3 separate regions of the Homo sapiens genome follow, and regions 1 and 2 are each linked to region 3. A link is a loop called in an ENCODE intact Hi-C map of the cell type or tissue named here. Cell type or tissue: IMR-90. All regions are shown on one strand.

The links. A loop is a pair of places that touch in the nucleus more often than their neighbours do. Peaks named below come from ENCODE experiments on the same cell type or tissue, not always from the same donor. Only the 100,000 strongest peaks of a DNase experiment are listed, where the experiment ranks them.
Region 1: it touches region 3 in a loop (16-fold over the local background); 55 of 110 quality-filtered maps call a loop at or near these places.
Region 2: a loop joins it to region 3, with 15 times the contacts of the local background. A loop is called at or near these places in 49 of 110 quality-filtered maps.

Annotation. Positions count from the first base shown.
Region 1 is chr15:25,504,139-25,512,138 of GRCh38, reverse strand. LINC02250 (long intergenic non-protein coding RNA 2250) reads left to right here. Exons shown (of 5, transcript NR_187215.1): 3 at 3,933-4,080. Among named protein-coding and RNA genes, the nearest start is that of UBE3A, 69 kb to the right of the region's middle. In IMR-90, a CTCF peak has its summit at 3,529 (motif pointing left); DNase peaks (open chromatin) are centred at 3,538 and 7,638.
Region 2 is chr15:25,689,860-25,697,859 of GRCh38, reverse strand. ATP10A (ATPase phospholipid transporting 10A (putative)) reads left to right here. Exons shown (of 21, transcript NM_024490.4): 14 at 2,714-3,041; 15 at 6,069-6,145. Among named protein-coding and RNA genes, the nearest start is that of LINC02250, 120 kb to the right of the region's middle. RefSeq lists enhancers at 647-1,193, 2,180-2,680. In IMR-90, CTCF peaks have their summits at 3,773 (motif pointing left) and 5,573; a DNase peak (open chromatin) is centred at 6,399.
Region 3 is chr15:25,929,282-25,937,281 of GRCh38, reverse strand. All of the region lies in intron 1 of LINC02346 (long intergenic non-protein coding RNA 2346), which reads right to left. Among named protein-coding and RNA genes, the nearest start is that of LINC02346, 31 kb to the right of the region's middle. RefSeq lists enhancers at 5,815-6,314, 6,315-6,816. In IMR-90, a CTCF peak has its summit at 3,171; a DNase peak (open chromatin) is centred at 3,181; H3K4me3 peaks cover 284 bases; H3K27ac peaks cover 172 bases.

The DNA.
Region 1 (8,000 bases), 430 kb after region 3:
CAGGCCATACTCCCTCCAGAGGGGAGAATCCATGCCTTGGCTCTTCAAGTCGCTGGCACCTTTGGCAATTGTGGCTCTTGGCTGCACCACTCCAATCTCTGTGTCTTAGTGTGTTTGGGCTGCTATAAGAAAATACCACAGACTGAGTAGCTAATAAACAACAGAAATTTATTTCTCACAGTCTGGAGGCTGAGAAGTCCTAGATCAAAAATGCCAGCAGATTCAGTCTCTGGTGAGGGCCTGTTTCCTAGTTCATAGATGGTCATCCTCACATGGTGGAAGGGGCAAGGGCGCTTTCTGGGGCCTGTTGAAAAAGGCACTAATCCCATTCATGAGGACCCTGCCCTCATAACCTAATCACTTCCCAAAAGCCCCACCTCCTAAAACCATCACATTAGGGTTAGGTTTCAATATATGAATTTGCAGGGTTGGGTGGGTGGGGAAGGGTGCACAAACATTCAGTCTATAGCACTCTGCCTCTACCTTTACATCACCTTCTCCTCTTCTGTATGTAGTTAAATGTCTGTTTCTTTCTTAAAGGGATACATGTGATTGCATTTAGGATCTACCAGATAATGCGGCATGATCTCCCCATCTCAAGATCCTTAACTTAATCACATCTATAAAGACCCTTTTTCCAAATCAAGTAGCATGTACAGGTTCCAGGGATTGGGATAGAAATGTCTTTGTCGGGGGAGGTGGTATTTTTCTACCTACCATATCTTCTACTTGGACCAAAATACAGGACCAAATGCATGCATGAAGTCATTCATGAATTCCACAAATATTTAAGGGCCTCTTCTATCCAGAAACTGCAAAAGCCCAACCCCTGAGTTTTGAAAAGAGCTTGATCATCTTAGCAGGGACTGAGCACAAGTGAACCTTTGCAAATTGGCCCCTTCCCACACACTTCCTAAAAGGAGGTAGCAACCATCTCTAGAGGGGCCAGGGAAGGGATATCTGACTGAGTAAGGCCACAGACAGGCTCCCCGACCCTTCCTGGCACAACAGAAGGTAGGGAAGCCAAGGAAGGCACAATAGCTCATCTGGGCTTTCCTGGGGCTGCTCACTCACTTCCAGTCTAGTGAGAGTTTATATACTCAGTCTGCTGTTAAAGGGTGCGGGTAATACCCTAGCCTCCCTTCACAGGGTTGCTGAACCTCACCTGCTCCATCCTGCAGTGCTGGCTGATGCCAAGGACTTTAGTCTAAAAGTCACAAGTATTCAGGGCTGACAGCCTCGTCCTGCTTTCATTTCATCTGAAAAATCATTACACAAGCTAGCACTTTTTTGTGAGAAAAAAATACATATATATATATATATATATATGTATATATAAATGCAAGCTCTGAAAGGGGTCTTTATTATCTGCCTAGCAACAGTTTGCTATAAATAAAATCACCCTGTTTTGCTATTTTATAATTAATAGCTCAACATTCTCACAACAACATTGGCCTTGCTGGCATCCTGGTTCCTTGTTTTCAATGAGCCTGAATGATTCTACAACCTTTCTCTGAATGTGAATTAGGTGCACAGGGTTTTAAACAAAAGAAATGTTGCCTCTTACCACACATTCACATGCAAAGTAATCAGAGCTGCAGCATTCATGCCCATGAATTTCTCATCTCTGGTCAAATATCTAATCTTCATTTTCATCAATTATGCCAAATTAATAGGATTTATTCTGGGATTGTGTTGTTTGCAGTCTGGTCCTATGACCCCAGGCCTCTCCTGACACCTGCCCAATGTGAAAAGCACATATTGGTGCTAAGATGTCTCATTACTAACGGTGTGCCCCCACTGGGCTTGACATGCATCAGAAGCACAATCTGAGAGGTAACTCTAAGAAGAATGCGTCATTTTTCCGATTCTATAGTTGAGCAAACTAAGGCACAGCTCTAGTTAGGAGTTTGTCAAGATCCCACAGTGAGTCAGCGGAAAATGAAGGAGAATGTGTTTTGGAAATGGCTCTGGCTGCTTTGAACTTCCAGCCACGTTTCCCTCCCTCCCTCATAGGATTCAAAAAGTGAACCTTATCAAGAACAAGACCTTCCACATTGGATAATAAGTTGCTTTCCCAGAGACTGGAAGGGGTGAGCAAGTATGATGGGCAGCTGATTGATGCACAGATGTTTGAGAGTCCCGAGTAATTATGGTGAAACCCTGGGATGGGTGGAGGGGTGCAGGCTGAAGGCTTCTGGTCACGAATTCCCATGATGTGAAGGCAGAGAGGATGCAAAGTCAGCAGAAACTTGCATGCTTAATAGTACACCACACCAGGGAGAGGTTTCTAGTTCTCTTCTTTCCTGGATATTACTTATTGATGTATGCAATTTAATAAAATGAGCTGGCTCCTTAAAACACAAACCTTGACGACTACACCCTGGCCCTTCTCTCTCCCCTCCCTATTGTCGTTTCCACTTCTAGGTCAGTGGCTCCTGAATAGCTTCCAGCCTTGCTAGATCATGCTGTGGCCCACATCAGTTTCAACCACATGGATCAGACTAAAAACATCTTTCTGTCCAAGCCAACCTTCCTCCCCAGGTCTTCCATTTCTCTCAGTGGCAGCACCATTGATACCCTACATGTTCATGAGAGTCACTCTCTCCTCCGTATATTTGCAGCATCCATATGTCCTGGAGTTTCTGGAAACAGCCCTGATTTCAAACCTTCTGTTTTAGTGTCTGACCATGTGTCAATGCTTGTATTTTGATTTTGGACTGAGAAGACAAGAAGACATAGTGACTGTACCTGTCAATAAGCTGGCATGGCGGTCTTGTCTTCCTTCCTTATGCCTCCCAATCTGATCTTATTTCTAGTTACCATTGCAGGAGTCGCTGTTCTCGCAGCTGGATTTTGTAATAACATTGTCCTCCTCCATTTTGCTCTTCATGACTCCAACAAATAGATCCTCCAAACATAATTGCTCTTTATTCTCTCAGCAAAAGTACCCCAAAACACATAAAGCAAAACAAACAAACAAAAAAAACCAAAAACCCACAGTACCTTTCCACTCTCAACCAGATGAATTCACCCTCATTATCTTGGGGCTTCCTTCCCTAAAGCCTTCCATCTGCTCCAGCCCCCACAGACCTTCATCTCCCTGAAACAATATGACACTCATTTTTAGTTTTAGTATTTAACTTCCAACATTGTAAGTTGCTTTATTATTTGTCATCTCTCAAAAGAGGTTTTAAGACCCTTAAAGAAGGACAGCTCTTTAGCTGTTTTTGGATACCTTTCATCATGGGAAGCTGGTTTCAGGCAAATAGTAAGTGTTCAACAATTATCTTTTAAAAGAGGTGTCATTGCATAGCTTAGTATGTGAAATGGGTATCTCTCATAAACCAGTTCCCTTTACATGTACAGCTATTTAAAGGGATAAACAATATCATTATTTTCCAGAACAAAAATGACCACATGATAAATAAGGCTTTATGAAAAAACATGGACAAGTGTGTGTTGCTTTAGAATAAAGGTGGGGGTGGGGGGAAGCTTTGGGGGCTGTTTGCATTTTATATGTAAACAGTGACATCTGCTGGTGAAGATGCACAGCATTTACATGGCATCTTGAAGTGGATTCAGGGTTCAGAAGCATGAATGTCATTGAGTCTTCATCATGGTCCTCTCAGAGACACCCAAAAGCCCCTTGTGAGACCCCAGGATCGGGTCATGTCCTCATACTTGATGATGATGGATGTGTTATTCTGGGAAATCATACAATTTATTTAAGACGAGCATCGATAATTAAAACAATTCTCCCTTTATCAGTTTCATTAGCCAGTTTTAACTTTTAATTGTCTTCCCTTATGATACATTTTCCCCTTGAAAGATTCCTGCCTGGTTTCCCTAGGGGAAGTGCTTAAAAGCATCAATCTCATCATAGTTCAGCAATCATGAGATAATTTTGTTCCCTAATTCTGTTTTTCTAGCATGTTTGTAAACAATGCCATCAGGAATAAAAGTGTTTGAAGCTGAAGCTGGGTCTTCCATCCAAATGTGGAAAGCGTGCCAGAGGACTGTCTTTCCCATTCCCGCCCCACCTGCACAGCCATAGACAAAGCTCAGCTCCGGGATAAGGTAAATGTCAAGAGCCACACAGCAGCATGCCTTCCCTTCAAGACAGAACAAAGGGTGGTTTTCTTGGCCAACCTACTGCACAGGAGGAAGCCAAGCAACACCATTGATTTAAGCCCCAAGGAAAACCTAAAATCTTTGGCCACTTCAGGTTGTAAATCTGGCATCAGATGTCAGAAACTTGTGTGAAAACAGAGACTACTAGGTTTTACTATGGCTTGAAAGGAATAACCCAAAGAAAAGCCTGACCCCAAAAAAGGACTGTCCCAGGCTCAGGGCCCCACAGCGACCACATGCCTGGGCAGGGAACTGCCGGGAAGGTAGCCCAGAATGGTCACATCTCACTCTGCAGCCCCCTCACCGGACAAGGACACCTCCTGTCAGGTTCCGAGTTCTAGTCATTCTTCCTTGTCTCTGAGAGCTGTCCATCTTTTCATACCATTTCTATTGCCACCCGTGGTTCAGCCTGAGGTGCCTCGGAGGACTCACTGGCCAGGCCCCATGGGCACTCTACACACATGATTGAGCAAGACCTCTAAATGAGACCACAAAGCAGGCCCATTTCCTTCAGGTGACTGACATGGGAACTCAGGCTGAGAGCAACTGACCAAGCAGACACAGCTAAAAAGATGGAGCCAGGATTCCAGCCAGGATCTGCCTGACTTTAAGTAATATGTGTTTCCCACTAAACCCATGTCATGGCTTTCCCCAGCTCTCGAAGCTTTGATGGCCCCACTGCCTACTGAATTCAGTCTTAGCTGCCAATCCAGGGGCCAAGCCCTCCGTGCCCTGCCCTGCCCTACTCTTCAGCCTTGCCCAGCTTTTCCCCTCCATGAACATCCTCAAGTCCCCCCCACACTCAAGACTCCCCAGGAGTGTCCCTTTGCTCATCTGCAATGTCCTTACTACCAGCCCATCTGCCCTTTCCAAGTCCTGCTCACTCATCAATACTTCTGTGACCCCCTGCCGTGAGAACACATTCTCTGCTAAACCCCTGCTCTTCCAGCGCACTTTCCTCAGAGTTATGTACAGAGAGGGTCTCCCCCTGCTAGACTGAGCCACCTCGGAGGAAGAGCCTGTGCCTGGATTTTCACATCTTTGTATGTCCTTCCATCCTTAGCAAAGGCACCTGGAATGTAATCAAAATCACCAAATATGTGTTGGATAGATGAATAGGTGGATGGATTATAAATAAATAAAGTATTTATCTAGGTTGTTACCTCTCAGGATGCAAGGAAATATATTTGATTTATAGACATACAGAAGAAGCGACTACATATAGTATAACAAAGCAATGTTGTGTTTGGAATAACAGCAACTGATTAATAAGTATCTATTATGTTACACTGATGTCGTATCTCTACCATTAGACTAACAAGTCTTTATGTTTCACGAGGGCAGGAATAATGTCTACAGCTGCAGCTGCCAGATCAAGCTGGAGTCCCTCCCTGATCTGATGCCATAAAGTAGGAGCTCTCAGTCACCATAGGAGGAAATCACTACCTCAGGCTGCTCACTAGAACCTCTGGGAAGAAACAGAGCTCCCCACCATAAGTCACGGCTTTGGGGTCAGAGTCTCTGGATCCAAGCCTGGTTCTGCTACTTGAGCCTCTCTTGAGTCTCAATTTCCTCCCTGAATATAGGGATGATAATCCCTGTCCCATGAGTTGCACTGGGGAATAAATGTGATCATCTATACAGTGCACTCAACAGCGGGCATGACCTGTGGGAAGGGTCCCATTAGTGTCCACATTGCCAGTTATGCAGTGAATATCATTCATGTCTCAGCTTATGTATCAACCAACAGCAATGCAGAGTTATCCCTCCTGTAGTTAGTTGAAAGTAGCTGGTGCTGACTATACTTCTAAGTTCTTACCAGTTGTCACTAGACCTTGTCAAAATGGGAAAAGACAGACTTCTGATAAACTCACTGTCAACTTATAGGCAATTTTAATAGAAAAAAACATAATTCACTGCAGTTTTTAAAAAAATCTACAATGAGGTATGAGCTAAAAGAGGATTCCATAGACTTGAGGTCAAAGTTCATAGTGAATCTCTTAAAACCTTACCTCCCTTTGCCTTTTTAGTATTATTAGTATGTTACATTATAATTCATCCCCTGATAGTGTTTTCAGGGCATTGGAGTTTCTGAACACTTCAGATTGTCTCCTATGTCCTGCAAAGATACCCCATAATGGTGTAGCTCTGTGAGAGTGAAGTGGTGGCTCTGCACCCTCAAGGTGCCTGGAGAGTCAGGTCCACTCAGTCATGGTGTGCTGCCAGTTGCCAGACCTCTCTCTCTTCCTGCATGCCATGCAACTTTACAGACCAGGAAGGCACTCAAGGGCAGCACAGCCCTGGGGACACATCCCGGTGCCTTATGCTCTAATGTTCAAGACCGCCTCAGCATCTGCTTACTGTGCAGGAGCTAAGGGAGGCGATCACCTCCACGGACCTATCCTCAACAACAGCTCCTCTACACTAGAAGATACTAGAAACAAAAGAGCTGTGCTCCTCTGGGCTGAGTTAGGAACTGGAACTGTCCATCCCAGTGGAAGGAACTGGGTAAGCATTTGCACTAGCAATAAGCTCTCTGGCTTGTGGACCATGAGCCACGGGGATCCTTCAACACCAGTGGAGGTGAAGTGACTTTGAGTGCATGGACTCCATTCTCAGCAGGTTCACTTTTTATGCTGTCAGATCCGTAAACAAACGTTCGCCCCTTCCTGAAACAAAGCAGGAGAGGACATTGCTGATCTATCAGGGCATCCTGATAACATTCTGCCTCCACAACCAGCCAGTGGAGAATGATTAGAGAAACACGCTGGCTCTAATCAGCTGGGGATGTGAACACTGCTCATTGCTTGATTATGTACTTTAAATCATGAATACTCAGAACAATCATAAGATATATATACACTTAACATATACATATACCGCCTGTACACTCAACCAGAGGACATACATTGGTGGCTGCAGAACTCCGTTATGATAGCATGGAGTTTCATTTAGATCATTTCTTTTTTCACATGACGCCTCCAATTTACATTTTAGTGTTGTTGGTGATGGCTATTGACTGAATGTTTGCATTCTCATGAAATTCATATGTTCAAATCCTAATCCTCCATGTGATGGTTTTAGAAGATGGGCCTTTGGGGGGGTGATTAAGTCATCAGGGTGGAGATCTCATGAATGGGATTAATGCCCTTGTGACAGAGACCAAGAGAGCTCTCTGGCTCTCTTTCCACCTCGTGAGGATACAATCAGAAGGCAACCATCTGCAGCCGGAAGAGGGCCCTCACCGGAACCCAAGCCAGCTGGCCCCCGATCGTGGCCTTCCAGCCTCCAGAACTGTGGGAAGTGGATGTCTGTTGTTTGTGAGCCCCCCAGTCTACAGTGTTCTGTTACAGCAGCCCGAGCTGACTAAGACAGTGATATTACCAATGATGGCAAAACACCAAACAGTACATGCTGATCACTCAGAGTTCCTTCGTTGCCAGATATAGAAACGACTTTTCAAATTCCAGCTATAATCCTCCCAAACCTCAACTGAGGAAATGAATCATTATCACCAACTGCAAACTCGCTGTTACCCTCCAGCAATGACAAAGAGAGCCTTTCTCCTGTAGACCTCCCCCTAGGTGGGCCTGGGGCACACTTCCTTTCCTCCCAGCCGCCTGGGGACCTCGAAACTGCTTCTTCACTGACAGAAATAGCAACAGACAAGCCTGGGAAGCTCCCCTAACCTCTTGCAAGGAGAAATTATTTTTCATTTCCTTGAAGGTGTGGGCCCAGGCAGGCTGGCCGTACTCCCTCCCCACACAGCAATCCCAGCACACCTAGGAGACAGGGTGGGGCAGAGAAAGATGGGGGCTGCTAGGGCAGGAGGGCTGGCCCAGCCCCAGCAGGATAACTGCCCTGGA
Region 2 (8,000 bases), 240 kb after region 3:
TCATCATATCCTATCAAGGGTACATGCTGTCAACACCATGTCACTGTTGGGGTTGACCTTTCAGTCACTGTACTCTTTGCCTCTTCCCATACTGAATTCTTCCGAAGGAAGTCACTGTGCACAGCTCACAGTTAAGGAGTGTGGAGTTATAGTTTTCTCCTTGAGGGCAGAGTATCTACATAGATGATTTAGAATCCAGTGAGCTTTTTATTTCAGTTAATGTATTTCTGTCACAAATTTCTATTTGGTTCTCTGAAATATCTTCCTTCTTTTTGGCCAAGACTGTCTGTCTCTCTGTTCATTTCCAGCATGTTCAATCTTACTTCTTGGAACTTTTGGATAATGGCTGTTTTCGTCTTTCTTTGTCGATAATGTCAGTATCTGTGTCATCTTGACATTGGCTTCTGTGGATTGTCTTTTTCCACAGAGTTAAGATTTTCCTGGTTCTTTGTATGCTAAGAAGTTTTGGATTGTATCATGGGCATTTCGAATATTATGTTATGACACTGGCCATTTTTAATTTCTATGGAGAATGTGGATTTTTTTTAAGCAGGTGATCAACCCTGTGGGGTTTGGGCTGTGAGCTCTGGGTGTTGGTTTCAAAGGCAGATGTGTTTATAAGACCTAGTCTTGCATTTTTGCCCTCCAGAGGTCACCTTGGAACTTGGGTGGCAGTCTGTTGCAGAGTTTGCCTCTCAAAGGCTTTGTTATGGGTGAGCCCAGGAATTCATTAACAACATTATGGGGTCAGTTAGCCAAGCTTCTCTTTACAATTTTTCCAGCGCCTCTGGTTCCCCAAGAATCCCCTTTTCAGTCTTCTGGCAGGAAAGCTGGAGTGTGTCACCTTCTTCTTCCCATATTTCCTGCCCTTCTCCTGCATCCAGCGCCAAGTGGGGGCAGAATAGAAGACAGAGCACCACAGGCTCTGTTGGAAAGGAGGGTCTAGCTCCCTTGGAGTCTGCGGCAGCAGACATTTCTGCCACTGCCATTCCTGCATAGCCACGGTAGCAGAATTGCCTGGGACTGAGTTCAAAATAATAGACGAAAAAGAATAAATAAAATTGGAGACTTCCTCATCTTCTCAGAGCACTGGGAACCCCCTTTTCACTCCTCAAGCCAGAGCTAGAAGGTATCTCCTGGAGCTCTCTCTGTCATTGCCTTGGAGCCCACGTCCAGGTTCCCTGGTGCCTTGGGCTAAGCCAGGGGCTACCAGAGTGACAGTGACATACCCACCACCCATTCAGTGTCCTTAGCACACTTGTCTCCTCTCCCGGTCCATCGGCTGCTACTCCCTCTCAGAGCTCTGCAGTAATGAGCCTATGCGTCCTGCCCAAGTGCCGCCTGAAGTCAGTGGGAGCAACGGGATGAAGGAGGAGTCTCCACTGCTGTGGGAGTCCAGGGAGCTCATGGAGTTCCTGTGATGGCATCCTGCATTCTCCTCAAGGCCTTCCCCAGTTACTGCCATATCCCACCCCATGCCCTGGAAGCAAAGCTCTCCCTCTCCTATCCATCTCCACACTTTCGCACATCCTGGTTGGTGATTTGCTGCAGCCATGAGTGTGTGTGCATCAGCTGTCTGTTCCCCCTACGGCAGTAACTGTGTCTTTTCAGTCTTCTTTTCTCTAGTCTGGCTTCATTTTCTGAATACAAAGGATCCTCAGTAAGCGTGTGTTGAACACAGCTGGATTTCCGTGGTGTGTTGCAGGGCACTGGTCACTGACCCAGCAGACTCACGGTCTGCGGAGGATCAGGAGCTGCCCAGGCTCCCCGGAGCGTGTTTGTTCCTGGAGACGGTGGTCCCTCCTGTGCCTCCAGCTCCTGCCCCTGATCCCTAGTGCTGCTACCACCGTAGGTTTTCCTCCTTTCTCTGGAATCCAGATCAAGTTTTGCCTATTAAAAGCCTCCGTAATTGTGCTTTTTTTTTTTTCTTTTCCTGGCAGAATTGGAGAACTTAGGGAGGATACTGAAAATTGCATTTCTTTAGGGGCTAATCATAACAAAGCCTTTTGCAGAGCTTTGTGTCCTGCAGTTAGTCCTTGGGGGGTTAGGTAAGGGCCTCTGAGAACTATCAAGAAGTACATGGAGGGCCTTCAGTCTAACTATCCAGCAATTTCACAATAATACAGTATGGCCTCCCAAAGTGAAGATGGTCCATTCCAACCTCTGCACTGTATCATGGGTGATCAAGTAAGATCTTAGAGAAACCTAGACCAGTTCAGTCTCTTTTTTTTGAGACAGAGTCTCGCTCTGTCGCCTAGGCTGGAGTGCAGTGGCATGATCTTGGCTCACTGCAAGCTCCGCCTCCCAGGTTCATGCCATTCTCCTGCCTCAGCCTCCCGAGTAGCTGGGACTACAGGCACCCACCACCACGCCTGGCTAATTTTTTTGTATTTTTAGTAGAGACGGGGTTTCACCGTGTTAGCCAGGATGGTCTTGATCTCCTGACCTCGTGATCCACCCGCCTCGGCCTCCCAAAGTGCTGGGATTACAGGAGTGAGCCACCCACGGTGCCTGGCCACCAATTCAGTCTCTTCTCTGGGGAAAGTCATCCTCTCCGGCTGAACTTCACAGTTTCTGGAGGGTGGCCTCTGGGCAGGCGGGTACTGCAGCCTGGAGCCCGGAAGGATGTCAGCTCCAGAGGTGTTGAGCCAGGGCGGGGATGTTTGTGGCATGACTCTGAGGGAACTGCGCTGTCCTCTCATGTCCCTTTCAGGAGGCGTGTGCAGCCCTGCTAGACCAGTGCCTATGCTACGTGCAGTCCAGAGGCCTCCAGAGAGCCCCTGAGAAGACCAAGGGCAAAGTGAGCATGAGGTTCTCCTCTCTCTGCCCACCCTCCACGTCCACTGCCTCTGGCCGCAGACCCAGCCTCGTGATCGATGGGAGAAGCCTGGCCTACGCTCTCGAGAAAAACCTGGAGGACAAATTCCTCTTCCTTGCCAAGCAGTGCCGCTCCGTCCTCTGCTGTCGGTCGACGCCTCTGCAGAAGAGCATGGTGGTGAAGCTGGTGCGGAGCAAGCTCAAGGCCATGACCCTGGCCATAGGCAAGTATCCCAGCTGGCCAGACGGCCTCCTCCCAGCTGGACCCAAACTTCCTCTACCCTTCCATGCTACACCACGAGATGGGAAAACACTTCCTCACCTTTCTTTCTGTGTGTAAAATCACACCCAGTGTGATAGAGCAGGCAACATGTTCCGAAGGTAAAGTTTACATTGGAAAGCCACAAAAGAGAGTAGCAGAGTTACAGGTTCATGCTGCAAGGTCAGTAATCCGGTGCTGCTTTACGGCAACAAGATGGAGCTTACCCTGTTTCTCAGGAGACAGCACACAAGAGACCTGCCTGTCCCAGTCTGTCCTGGCCACAGCAGAGGGCACTACACACTCAGCCTTAGCCCAGGCCAACTTAGAAGGTCCTTTGCAGCTGCTTCTGGTCACCATGAGCCTCCGGGTGTCCAAGGCTTTGTAACGCCCTAAGGGCCCAGAGGCTTGGTGACCAGAATTCCCACTGCCTCCTGTCAGCTGTGCTGATGGTTCTGGGACAGGCTTCTGAGTAAATAAGTCCATCATCAGATACGCATCACTGCTCAGTTTTACACCAGTTATTTAAGGACTGTGTTTCTCATGGTGGTTTTTCCTGGCAGACACTGTTGGCCTGGAGAGCCCTGTCTGCTCCTCTCCAGGGAGGGGATGGTGGCCACTCGCCTCCTTCCAGGACATCCTCTCTGCCCACTTCTAGTGCAGGCAGAGTCTCTAGCACAGGTTCAGGGGCTCAGCAGCACCACCTCCTGGTGAGGGCCAGGAAGGAAGCAGTGGCCGTGACCCCCACATGCCAACAATTGGGCCTCCCTGTAAATAGAATCTACTCCTAGGTGAGAACTGGATCAGAAATCAAGTACCCTCGCCAATCAATCAGCCAGTGTTGGCAGTATTTTCTGCAAAAGGTCTGTGACAGCCCCTGCTTGTTGACATGGAGATTGCTGCCTGTTCACAGTGGGCACCTCACCTGGCCAGAGGAGACCGCTGTTGAGCCTGGGTTACAGTGGCAGTGAGGAGAGCGAGCACTGGCCTGAACACGGTCGTCATGGGGACCCTGCCCTACACACCCTGAGGCCAGTAACCGCTAAGGAGAGTGGGCACAGGGCACGTGTTCAGGAGGCCCGGGGAACCTAACAGCCATGGCCTGTCCTGAGGCCATCTTTGCCTTCATGTGCCTGGGGTGGCCCTCAGGTTTCCCTGAGGAGCTGGAAACGGTCTTCAGGCTGACCTGCACCACCCCTGTCCCAGCCTCCTCCTCTGAGCGTCAGCGTCCTTCCCTGGGAGCACGAGGACAACGTCAGCCCTGAAAGGCCACAGTACACAGTAAGACGTGAATGATGTTTCCCTGGCCTGGCCAGTGCCTGCCTCAGCCGCGTAGCCACTGGTGTCTGGTATTCCTGAAGAAGTGGAAGGAAATCCTTGGCAGATTAAAAAGAAAAGGAAACACAGAATGGAATCTCAAAAGAAAACGGGAAAGTAATGACCCATAAGAACATCAGCACATGGCTGGGCACGTGGTTCACACCAGTCATCTCAACAGTTTGGGAGGCCAAGGCAGGAAGATCACTTGAGCCCGGGAGTTTGAGACCAGCCTGGGCAACATAGTGAGTCCCCATCTCTACAAAAAATAAAAAAAATTAGCTGTGTGTGGTGGCACACACCTGCAGTCTCAGCTACTTGAGAGGCTGAGGTGGGAGGCTCACCTGAGCCCAGGAGGTCAAGGCTGCAGTGAACCGTGATCACACCACTACACTCCAGCCTAGGCAATAGAGTGAGAGACCCTGTCTCAAAAAAAGAAAAAAAAAACTGCTGGGGCAACATGGTGGGCGAAACCCCATCTGTACTAAAAATGCAAAACCTGGCTGGGTGTGGTGGCATGTACCTGTAGTCCTACCTACTCAGGAGGCTGAAGTGGGAGGATCACTTGAGCCCAGGAGGTTGAGGCTGCAGTGAGCCATGATCATGCCACTGCACTCCCACCTAGCCTGGGTGACAGAGTGAGACCCTGTCTCAAAAGAAAAAGAAAGAAAGAAAGAATGCGTTAAAGCATCAATGTGACCTACTCCTAGTGCCCAGTGGTTTATAATGTAGAGAGCATCGTTGCATACCATATCTCATGTTTTACCGTATCTCATTTTAAATGGGACATTCTGGGGAAAGCTGTACAGATTTTTATTGCTTCAGAGAATTCCAATTTGATATATATTAACTGATCAGTTAATATTGGTCTCAACATTATAAAGAACAGGAAAATCACAGGGAAGAGACATCCTGTAGTCACACTACAAGTCATTCTAACTTTGTGTATCTGCACCTTTTCTCATTTGTGCAACTTGGGATGTATGCCCTGATTTGGGCTCTTCTGCTGCCCAGTTCCAAGAATGGTGACCGTCACGGAGTGATAACAACTTTATGACTCTGCTGTCCTTTCCCCGAAGGTGTCCAGATATCTGACCATGCTCTGTGTTCCTAAACATTTTCTATCAACAAATTGACAGAATGAAGAGAAGTTCTCCTTTATTGCACCCCTAGAGGGCCCCAAAGTGAGCACAATGGCTAATACTGTGGCAATCCATATGCAAAAAAAAGAGCTCCACAACGTGCTGGGCTGAATTTAACCTCCTTCCCTTAGTTTAGAAACTGCCCGGGAAGTGTGGCTGGGAGTAGCCTTGGCTGCTTGGCTGGAGTGGCTCAGTAACTAATGATGATGAAGATGATGATAGCATCTTTCCTTGTGCCAGACAGCAGGATGAGGGTTTTACTGGTGTAAGAGCGGCACTGCAGAGCAGGCGCCATGTACCAGGTGGCTCAGCTCCAGCCCGCTTTCCGAAACATCTCCTGGTGTCGCTAGCTTATTCTGAATGCTTAACTCTATTCTCCCAGGGTGGATGCTCTACTCCTTTTTCCCCCATCTTCCCCAGGACGCTTTCACAGGACTGAGTTCAGCGGGGACTCCCAAGAAAATCTAGCACATTGATTTGATTCTGTGCTGTTTCTAGAATCAAACAATTCTTCTTGCCTGTGCTGTTTCTAGGTGATGGAGCCAATGATGTCAGCATGATCCAGGTGGCAGATGTGGGTGTGGGAATCTCCGGCCAGGAGGGTATGCAGGTAAAGACCAATCAGGCTATTCTGTGTGACCAATTGGCCCTACTGACCTCTTGTCCTGTCACCCTGTGGGCTGTCCCCGACTTCCTCTGGGCTCTACTGAACGAGGCTAAAGGGTTTGCCCTTAATATAGCTGATGCTCAATACAGCTGCTAAGCCACTAGTGGAAGGTAAGGAGGAATGCCATTCTTCCTGTTTATGAAGCAGTGTGCAATAAGCATGTCTTCCCATGTCACAAGTCTATTTTTGTGAAATAAGTGGTTCAGAGAGAGGCAAGGTGAGTCATCGCCTTCTGTCTGGCTTTCGATGGCTCGGTCCCAGCAGGCACTTTTTACTGTCCGTGAACACGGAGCAATACCATTTGAAAAAATGCCTTTGATGTAGGTGGAGCCTGGCGTCACTGTACAGGTGGAATGTAGCCATCCTCACTCACATGGAAGTTCACCTCTGCATCTTTCCTCTGCCACTGTGTTCACTCTCGGTCTGGGAGTCAGACATTGAACAAATGACTTAACTAAAAATGTGCTGCTTTTGGATTTAGTATTACAACAGTTTCCAACATTTGATTAAGTATGAATCACAACATTTTTGGGTTGGTGGAGATTTTAGGGAACAATTTATCCGAAGTTCTAAAAACCAGGATGTTGATACCACTTACTCGCTGGTTGATTCATTTGCTGACTCAGTGGTTCGATCAGTAATGATCTGTTGGGCATGTGCTACATGTCAGGCCTGTGCAGAGCTCATTAATAGTTTTAGCTGATGTTCCACCCTCAGATGGAGGGTCCCAAGCTAGATGCACAGTAGTTCCGTCACGGCTGGTCCTTGACACTTGCCTTACTCCCCCCGCCGTCATCTGACTGGAATCTCCGTGTTACGTTACTCGCACATTTTTTCTTCCTCCAGAAAATTGAAAATGGTGTTCATGTTTGACTCACCTTTGTGTCTTCACAGTGCCCAGTGTGGCACCTTGCACAAGGGGAAGCTCAAGAAACATTTGCTAAGTAAATGTACAAAATACAGTGGACCCTTGAACAACACGGGTCTGAACTGTTTGAGTCCACTTATATGGGGACATTTTTCAATAAATATTTGGAAAATTTTTTGGAGATTTGTGACAATTTGAAAAAACTTGCAGATGAACCACATAGCCTAGAAATATCGAAAAAATTAAAGCGGGCCAGGCATGGTGGTTCACACCTGTAATTTCAGTACTTTGGAAGGACAAGACAGGAGGATCACCAGAGGCCAGGAGTTTGAGACCAGCGGGGCAATGTGGTGAAACCCCATCTCTACTAAAAATGCAAAAACCCCAGCGTGGTGGCCCATGCCTGTAGTCCCAGCTACTTAGGGGGCTGAGGCAGGAAGATCACTTGAGCCTGGGAGGTTGAGCCTGAAGTGAACTATGATTGCACCACTGCACTCAAGCTTGGGCAATACAATGAGACCCAGTCTCTCTTTTTTTTTTTTTTTTTTTAAAAAAAAGGAAAAAAAATTAAGGAAAACGTAGGTGTGTCATGAATATGTGAAATACATGTAGATTCCATTGTGCGTGTTTATCAACTGTTTGTGTGATCAGTAAGGCTTCCCATCAACCGTAGGCTATTAGTAGTTAAGTTTTGAGGGAGTCAGAAATTGTATGTGGATTTTCGACTGTTCGGGGGAACCCCTAACTCCAGTGTTGTTCAAGGGTCAACTATAGTTCATTCATTCTGACTTTGTTGGCATTGCTTCTGTTTTCACTGTTTCCTCTACTGAAAATCTGATGGGGGCAGTGCCTATTGACCTCATATGCTTGGAAACTCGTCTAGTAAACATCTTTTGGATCAAACACTTGAATGTTGAGCATGTGGCTGGG
Region 3 (8,000 bases):
CCCAAACCAACATGAAAGTGAGGTTGTGCAAAGGGGAGCTTGCTCTTCAGACACTTCAGTGCAGTCCTCTAACTTCCTTCCAAGTGGGTCACAGCATCTGATGCCCTATGGAGCTGGTCCTGCACCTTCCATGTTGGGGGTGTCATAGTCTGTGTGTGCAGCTGTAACAAAATACTGCAGACTGGGTAATTCATAAAGAACAGAAATTTATTCTTTCACAGTTCTGCAGGCTGGGAAGTCCAAGATCCAAGCACCAGCAGGTTCGGTGCCTGGCGAGGGCCCAGGTCTCCGCTTCCAAGATGGTGCCTGTTGCTGCGTCCTCCAAAGGAAAGGAAGGTTGTGTCACCACATGGTGGGAGGCAAAAGGGCAAGCCAGCTGAATGCTCTGTGAGGCCCCTTTTATGAGGGTCTGATCCCACTCAAGAAGAAAGAGCCCTCGTGGTCTAATCACCTGCAAAAGTCCCTCCTCTTAATACTATCACATTGGCCATTAAGTTTCCACACCTGAATTTTGCAGGGGACACATTCAAACTGTAGCAGAGGGCCTCACAGCCAAGCAAAAGTTCACTTGATTAAATATATACATCTTGGTACTGTAATCCTGTTATATATCAAATACAGGCAGAACTGGGGAAAATCAGGATATGTTTTTTGGGGATAAGAAGGATAAAAGTCCAACCTTATGTAGTAAGACATTTTATCCTTAACTGGCCAAATGATAATTCTTCCCTACTGAAATCAGTTACTATATCTATCTATCTATCTATAATCTATCTATCTATCTATCTATCTATCTATCTATCTATCTATCCATCTACTTATCTATCTACCTATCAATCTAAGCTGCTGGCTTAAAATGTGTCTTACTTGAAAGCTCTCTCAGACCACAGTGTGGGACAGAGGCCTCCATGAGTGCTTCTCACACCAGCACAGAACTTTCTATTATTCGTACGTGGAGGATGTCAAGTTTATTCTTATGAAAAGAAATTGTTCGCAGGAAAGTCACAGGTTTTAAGAGAAATGAAATCATGACGCCCATGAGTTGCGCATTTAGAATGCTAGCGGTTTCTTCAGGAGTCTGTGACAAATTGTCGTGTCATCAGGCTATCACATGCTCCATCTGCCTTCCTAGACTCTTACAGAATTCCCAGACCAGGATAGATCCCATTCTCCTTTTCTACATCTTCCCACTGCAAACTCTGGCCTCAGATAAGAATATTGCTTTGGCAGGGGGTGTAATGTTATTAGAAATAAAGTTAATTAGGAAATGTTTGTGTCTAACCTATTGAATATATGAAATATAATTAATTTTCTGTATCAACTCTTAGAACTGTGAATTGAGTGGCAGGGATGAGGATGAGCTCACAGTAGGCTGGGTATGCACTTTGCCTTCTGGGATTCAAAGAAGTAGGTCCATGCTGTCAGGGCCCAAGCTTTGCTCTCCGTCTCTTGCTGCCCGGACATCTCTTTCCCCTGCTGTGTCCCTTGGACTGTCCTGGGACAGCATCCTCAAGCCCTCCCCGTCTTCCATTTCTGCTGTGCCTCATTAATCGCAAGGAAGCCCATTCACCTCCATGCAGCCAATCAGCACTTAGCCTTTCTTTCTTTCTTTCTTTCTTCCTTCCTTCCTTCCTTCCTTCCTTCCTTCCTTCCTTCCTTCCTTCCTTTCTTTCTTTCTTTCTTTCTTTCTTTCTTTCTTTCTTTCTTTCTTTCTTTTCTTTTTTTTTTTTTGAGACAGAGTCTCACTCTGTGGCCCAAGCTGGAGTGCAGTGGCATGATCTTGGCTCACTCCAACCTTTGCCACTGGGGCTCAAGCGATTCTCCTGCCTCAGCCTCTCAAGTAGTTGGGACTACAGGCACACGGCATCACACCTGGTTAATTTTTTTGTATTTTTAGTAGAGACAGGGTTTCACCCTGTTGCCCTGGGTGGTCTCGAACTCCTGAGGTCAGGAAATCCACCCGCCTCAGCCTCCCAAAGTGCCAGGATTACAGGCATGAGCCACCATGCCCGGCCCTCTTCTTAAATGCTTCTAGTGTTTGATGACTATTAGATTTTGGTGAATATTAGATTTTGACACATAGCATGCATGTTCTAACATCTCAGAACCATTTTTTTTGAATCAAAAACAAATTTAAAGGAAGGGATATGATATTTTTTCCAATAAAAACAGGAAAATGGACTTGGCAGTGGCTGCCTGCTAGGCAGTAAGTGATTGAAGAGTGACTTCATTTCAGAAACATAGCTGCTTTCATCTTTCAGTAAATGAGTCTAAGACCTTTCTCAGGGCACATGCATAAAATAAGGCTAGACATTTTTATAAAACTTACGTCTTTATTCAAACTACAGGAAAAGAATCCAAATGGAAAGCAAGGCAGTGTTCTTCAGGCTAAGGCTTTTTTTTTTTTTTTTTTTTTTTTGAGACGGAGTCTCGCTCCACTATTGCCCAGGCTGGAGTGAGTGCAGTGGTGTGATCTCGGCTTACTGCAAGCTCCGCCTCTCGGGTTCACGCCATTCTCCTGCCTCAGCCTCCCGAGTAGCTGGGACTACAGACCCCCTCCACCACACCCGGCTAATTTTGTTTTTCGTATTTTTTAGTAGAGACGGGGTTTCACCATGTTAGCCAGGATGGTCTCGATCTCCTGACCTCGTGATCCGCCCACCTTGGCCTCCCAAAGTGCTGGGATTACAGACATGAGCCGCCACACCTGGCCAGGCTAAGCCATTTTTATTGAGCATTTACCCCTAGAGGGAGTTCTACAACCCACTAAAGGCCAGGCCTGACTGCATCCTCCCAATTCCCTGTTGTCAAGAAACGCTGGGCCGGGTACAGTGGCTCACGCCTGTAATCCCAACACTTTCGGAGGCCGAGGCAGGCGGATCACTTGAGGTCAGGAGTTCAAGACCAACCTGGCCAATATGGTGAAACCCCTTCTCTACTAAAAACACAAAAATTAGCTGGGTGTGGTGGAGCATGCCTGTAATTCCAGCTACTCGGGAGCCTGACCGATGAGAATTGCTTGAACCTGGGCAGCAGAGGTTGCAGTGAGCTGAGATTGTGCCACTGGGCGACAAAGTGAGACTGCCTCAAAAAAAAAAAAAAAAAAGAAAGAAAGAAAAAGAAAAGAAACCCTGTAGCTAGCGATGTAAGTCGTGCGCCACTAGCTGGCACTGTCGCTCACAGCACACTGCAGGCCTCTGCACCTTTTGCCTCCCTGAGAAAGGCAAAGAAGAATCCCAGTTTACCACGGTGTCCTGTGCTGCTCAGCCTCCGAGTCGTGTCCCTCCCATCAGAGGCCTTCCACGGAGCTCAACCCCTCCCTAGGGCTTGGAGGACGGTGGCAACAGACGAATCTACATACGGGCCTGGCATGTGCGGGCTGGATCAGCTGGAGTTTGAAGGAGAGAATCCGATTCAAAAGAGAGCAGGGGAAGTGGTACCGAGAGAAGCAAGGCAGATGGCAGCGCAGAGTCTGAGAGCGGGAGGGGGCACTTTCAGCCTCAGGAGACGCTCCTGGCAGAGGGCTAGGGCCTGAGATGGGGCAGGGGGCGGGCAGAGAGTGGCTTCCTTCTTCCCTACTGTTTTCCTCCCTCCCTCCCTTCCTTTCTGCCCCCTCGGGGCAGCCAGTGCACAGAGCTCTGCCACCGTCCTTCAGGTAACACTTCACATTACCCTCTCCATGTGGCCTCAGTTAACACATGGTATGTAAAACAAGGAGTTGAGATGAGACCTCTACCGAATTATAGTCATACTCTGTCACAGTCCTCGTGGCACCTTTTCTTTGTAGAGTCGGAACAAGACCCAGAGTATATGGGATGATGAAACCTGAGCATCAGGGTGGCAGGAGCTGTCAGTTAGGAGTGAAGGCAGAGAGAGAGGGACAGACACCACCACCCACCCCACCGCAGTGCAGTCAGTGAAGGCAGGGGGATGGGCTGACTCAATGCATTCACCCAGTGAGTGGGTCGCTCTAAAATACTCATCATTGTTTTCCAGGGCAATATTAGCATTGGCAGCTTTTAAGAGCACCTGAGAATCTGCTCAGAGCATGTGTATCACTGCCTGACTCCTAAACCATGGGATGATTTAGGAGACGTGAGTGATGTGCCCAAGGGTGAGAGTTGAAGGAGAAGGGGGCGGAGACTGTGTATTCCCTGACATTCCCCATTCCCAGTCAGCTCGGGGATCATAAGCTTTGGTGACAGCCTGTGAGCGGTGCCCTGGGAGCCACATTTGCTTTCGCAGTACTATGCTTTGCTAATGTTTGGGAGGGGGACAGCTAACACGTCACACATGTGACAGCCCGGCTGTGCACCGGGACAATCCCCCTTCCAGGCCAGGAAACAAGTGGGTTCTATAAAGGACACTGAACACATTCCTCTGGAGTGGAGCAAGGTGCTTTTCAGTTTTGGCAGCCCAAGGACGAAAAAGCCCAACCACATCCTGCAGTGGAGGAGAGACGGAAAGTCAAATTTAGGGATTCACTCTCACTCCGCACAGGCATCCCCAAGACAAATGGACAATTGTAGTGTTATTTTAAGATTTAAAATTTTCCAGAGTTCTGAAACACCTTTGAGAACTTTCAAAGAAAGCTATTTCTGTCCTTTGAAGGTTAGGCCAACATTTACACTTCTACCTGAATTGTCCAGCTTCTGGCATAGTTAAGCACTTCCCAGCTTCTCCAGAGAAAGCTATGTTCATGATGAGAAAGTTCTTATTGTGCGGTGATGTGAGGTGACACTGCTGGGGGTGGGCAGAGCCCCAGAGAGACTGTTAGAGATCACATGTTTCCACAGGGGTCCTGAAGACGTGCAGAGGTGGAATAAGATCTCCCGTTGGGCTTCTCCCTCTCCACCGACACACTCTAAGCTCCTTGAGAAGGCCTAACATTGGTGTGGAAACCATATCTTCATACTTCTGTGGGTCACAGCCAAATTTATACATGAAAAAGACAAAAGATCATTTCTGTTTCTTTTATGAAATAGAGTAATTTTATACTTTTTCTGTTACCAAATTCAAATTCACTTAACTGTAGGAATTTTAAAATTTACAAAGTTAATCAGAAATGCACTCCAACCTCTTTTCTTCTAACTCTGCCTTAGAATTTCAGAGATAAGGATGTTCATCTTCAATCAGGGGATTGGCCCTTTCTTTCTACTGCTCCATTCTCATGTAGGAGTGATTCATACGCACAAAGGACTATGTTAGTGAAGGGAGGCTGATGCTCACATGAGGGTCACATGCTTCTATGCAGTTCACAGTTAAATATGAAACTGAATGTCAACAAGCAGTTTGGTACAACAATGGGATATCATTCAGACCATCCCTATAAATAGCTGGCATTTATTGAGCACTCACTATTGCCCCAGAGACTTTCTAAGTACTTTATATGTATTAATTATTTACTAATTGTACTCATAGGGTAGGGCTTCTCAACTTCAATAAGTTTGACACTTTGGGCTGTGTATTGTAGTGTGTTTAGCAGCACTCTTTCCTGGCCTCTTTCCACTAAATGCTAGTAAGATCCCCTCCCAAGTCATGAAACCAAAACTGTCTCCATACATTGCCAAATGTCCCCCGGGAGTTAAAACCACTATACCGTCACCCCCAGGTGAGAAACCACTGCCCTATGGCTGCTCCATGAAACATGAAATGGTTGGCAGAAAAGCAGGCCTGGAAAAGTTATTTGGACCTAAGCTATGAACTGGGAGAAATGTTCCTAATGTCTCTGAACACAATAGTTTATGTTGGGAAACCCTCCAGGGAAATTAAGGGGGCAAATTCTGCTTAAGAAAGAATTCTGGAAGTGACATCTGCAAGATGGCAGAATAGGAAGTGCCAGCCCTTGTTCCCCTCAGAAATACTGATTTAATAACCATCCATAGATAAAATTACTTTTCTGAGAGCTCTGGACTCCAAGCAAGAGTATTCAACACCTTGATGGGGCACAGAAATGAGAAAAGACACATTGAAAAGGGTAAGAATATTTTTACTTTACCAGCACCAAGCCTCCTCTAGGCCAGTAGAATGCAGCACCAAGACAGATCTCCTTGGCCCATAAGTTCTCCCATGGGGGAAAGAGAGCATGCAGTGAGCATCTGACTCTTCTGTAGCCTTTTGATTTACTGCCTGAGAGGCTCACTTCTGTTATGCCTCACCCAGAACACTGAGTGAATCAGAAAGGCTAGATTGCCTGGGGGCTGCTAAGAACAACAGAAATAGATGAGGGCTCTCAACAACCAACATGCAGACCTCAACGGCATGCTGGTGGCGCACAGCAGCAGGCCACCTGCCCATGGACCACAGCAGCAAGCCTGCTTACCCACTGACCCCAGCAGTTTTCCAGCCTATGGATCCCACCAGCCAGCCCACTCAGAATCTCTGGCCAGCCTGACTGGGAAGGGGTTTCCCTGCTGAAGCCAGCCTGTAAAGATTAAAAGAGATGACTCCTTCTTCAAAAGTACAGGCACCAGTGCAAAGCCATAAGGATCACAAAGAATCAGGAAAATACAACGATGCCAAAAGAACACAATAAAACCGATAACTGATCTTTTAAAAGATGGAGACCTAAGAACTGCCTGGAAAAGAATTCAAAATAAGTGTCTTAAATAATCTCAGTGAACTATTAAAGAACACAGAAAGAAAGCCACATGATATCGTGAAAACAATACATGAACAAAATGAGAACTTCAACAAAGACATAGAGATGATAAAAGAAAATAAATTTTGGAGCTGAAGGACACAATGACCGAACTGAAAAATTTCAGAGGAAACTTCAACAGCAGACTTGATCAGGTAGAAGAAGAGGCATCTGTGTGCACAAAGAGAGATCGTTTGAAATTATCCAGTCAGAGGAACAAAAAAAAAACAGAAATAATTTTTTAAAAGTAAAGAGAACTTAGGGAACTTATGAACATCATCAAACATACCAATATATGCTTTATGGGATTTCTACAAAGAGAAGAGGAAGAGAAAGTGGTAGAAAACTTATTTAAGGAAATAATGGTTGAAAACTTCCCACATCTGGGAAGGGAAATAGACATCCAGTTTTATGAAGCCCAGATAACCCCAATTACCCAATTAGAAGAGTAAAGAGAAAAAAGAATTTAAAAAAAGAGTGAACAGGGCCTACAAGAATTGTGGGGCGCCATCAAGTGAACTAATTTCCACATAATAGACATTCCCAAAGGAGACAAAAGAGAAAAGGCCTAGAAAGCATACTTAAATAAATAATGGATAAAATTTTCCCAAATCTGAAAAAAAAATGACACCATCCAGGTACAAGAAGCTCAGAAGTTACCAATAAAATTCAGCCCAAAGAGGAAATCCCAAAGGCACATTATAATCAAATTTAAAAAAATCAAAGACAAAGAAAGAATGTTTAAAGCAGCAAGATAAAAGAAACAAACCAAATGCAAGAGATACCCAATACAGCTTTCAGTGGATTTCTCAGCAGAAACCTTGCAGGCAAGGACAGAGTGGAATGCTGTATTTGATGTGCTAAAGGAAAAAACTACCAACCGAGCATACTGTGCCTAGCATAGCTATTCTTCAGATACTAAGGAAAGATAGACTTTCCCACACAAACAAAAGCAGAAGGAATTCATCATCACCAAATCTGTGTTACAAGAAATGCCCAAGGGAGTTCTTCAATTTGAAAGAAATGGTTGCTAACATGTAACAAGAAAATATCTAAGGGTATTAAACTCACTAATAAAAGAAAAAAAGACAAATTCAGAATATCCTAATACTGCAATTGGGGCAAGTAAATCACTTATTTCTTAAGTATGAAGACAGAAGACAAAACTATTAAACATGATGGTAACTACAACAATTGGTTAAAAGATAGGCAATATAAAAAGATGTAAATTGAAACATGAAAAAGTCAAGATGGGGCATATTAGTGGAGAGTTTATTTTTGTTACTTTTATTCTTTGCAGTCAAATTAAGTCATTATCAATTTAAAATAACCTGTTATAACTATAAGATGTTTTTTGTAC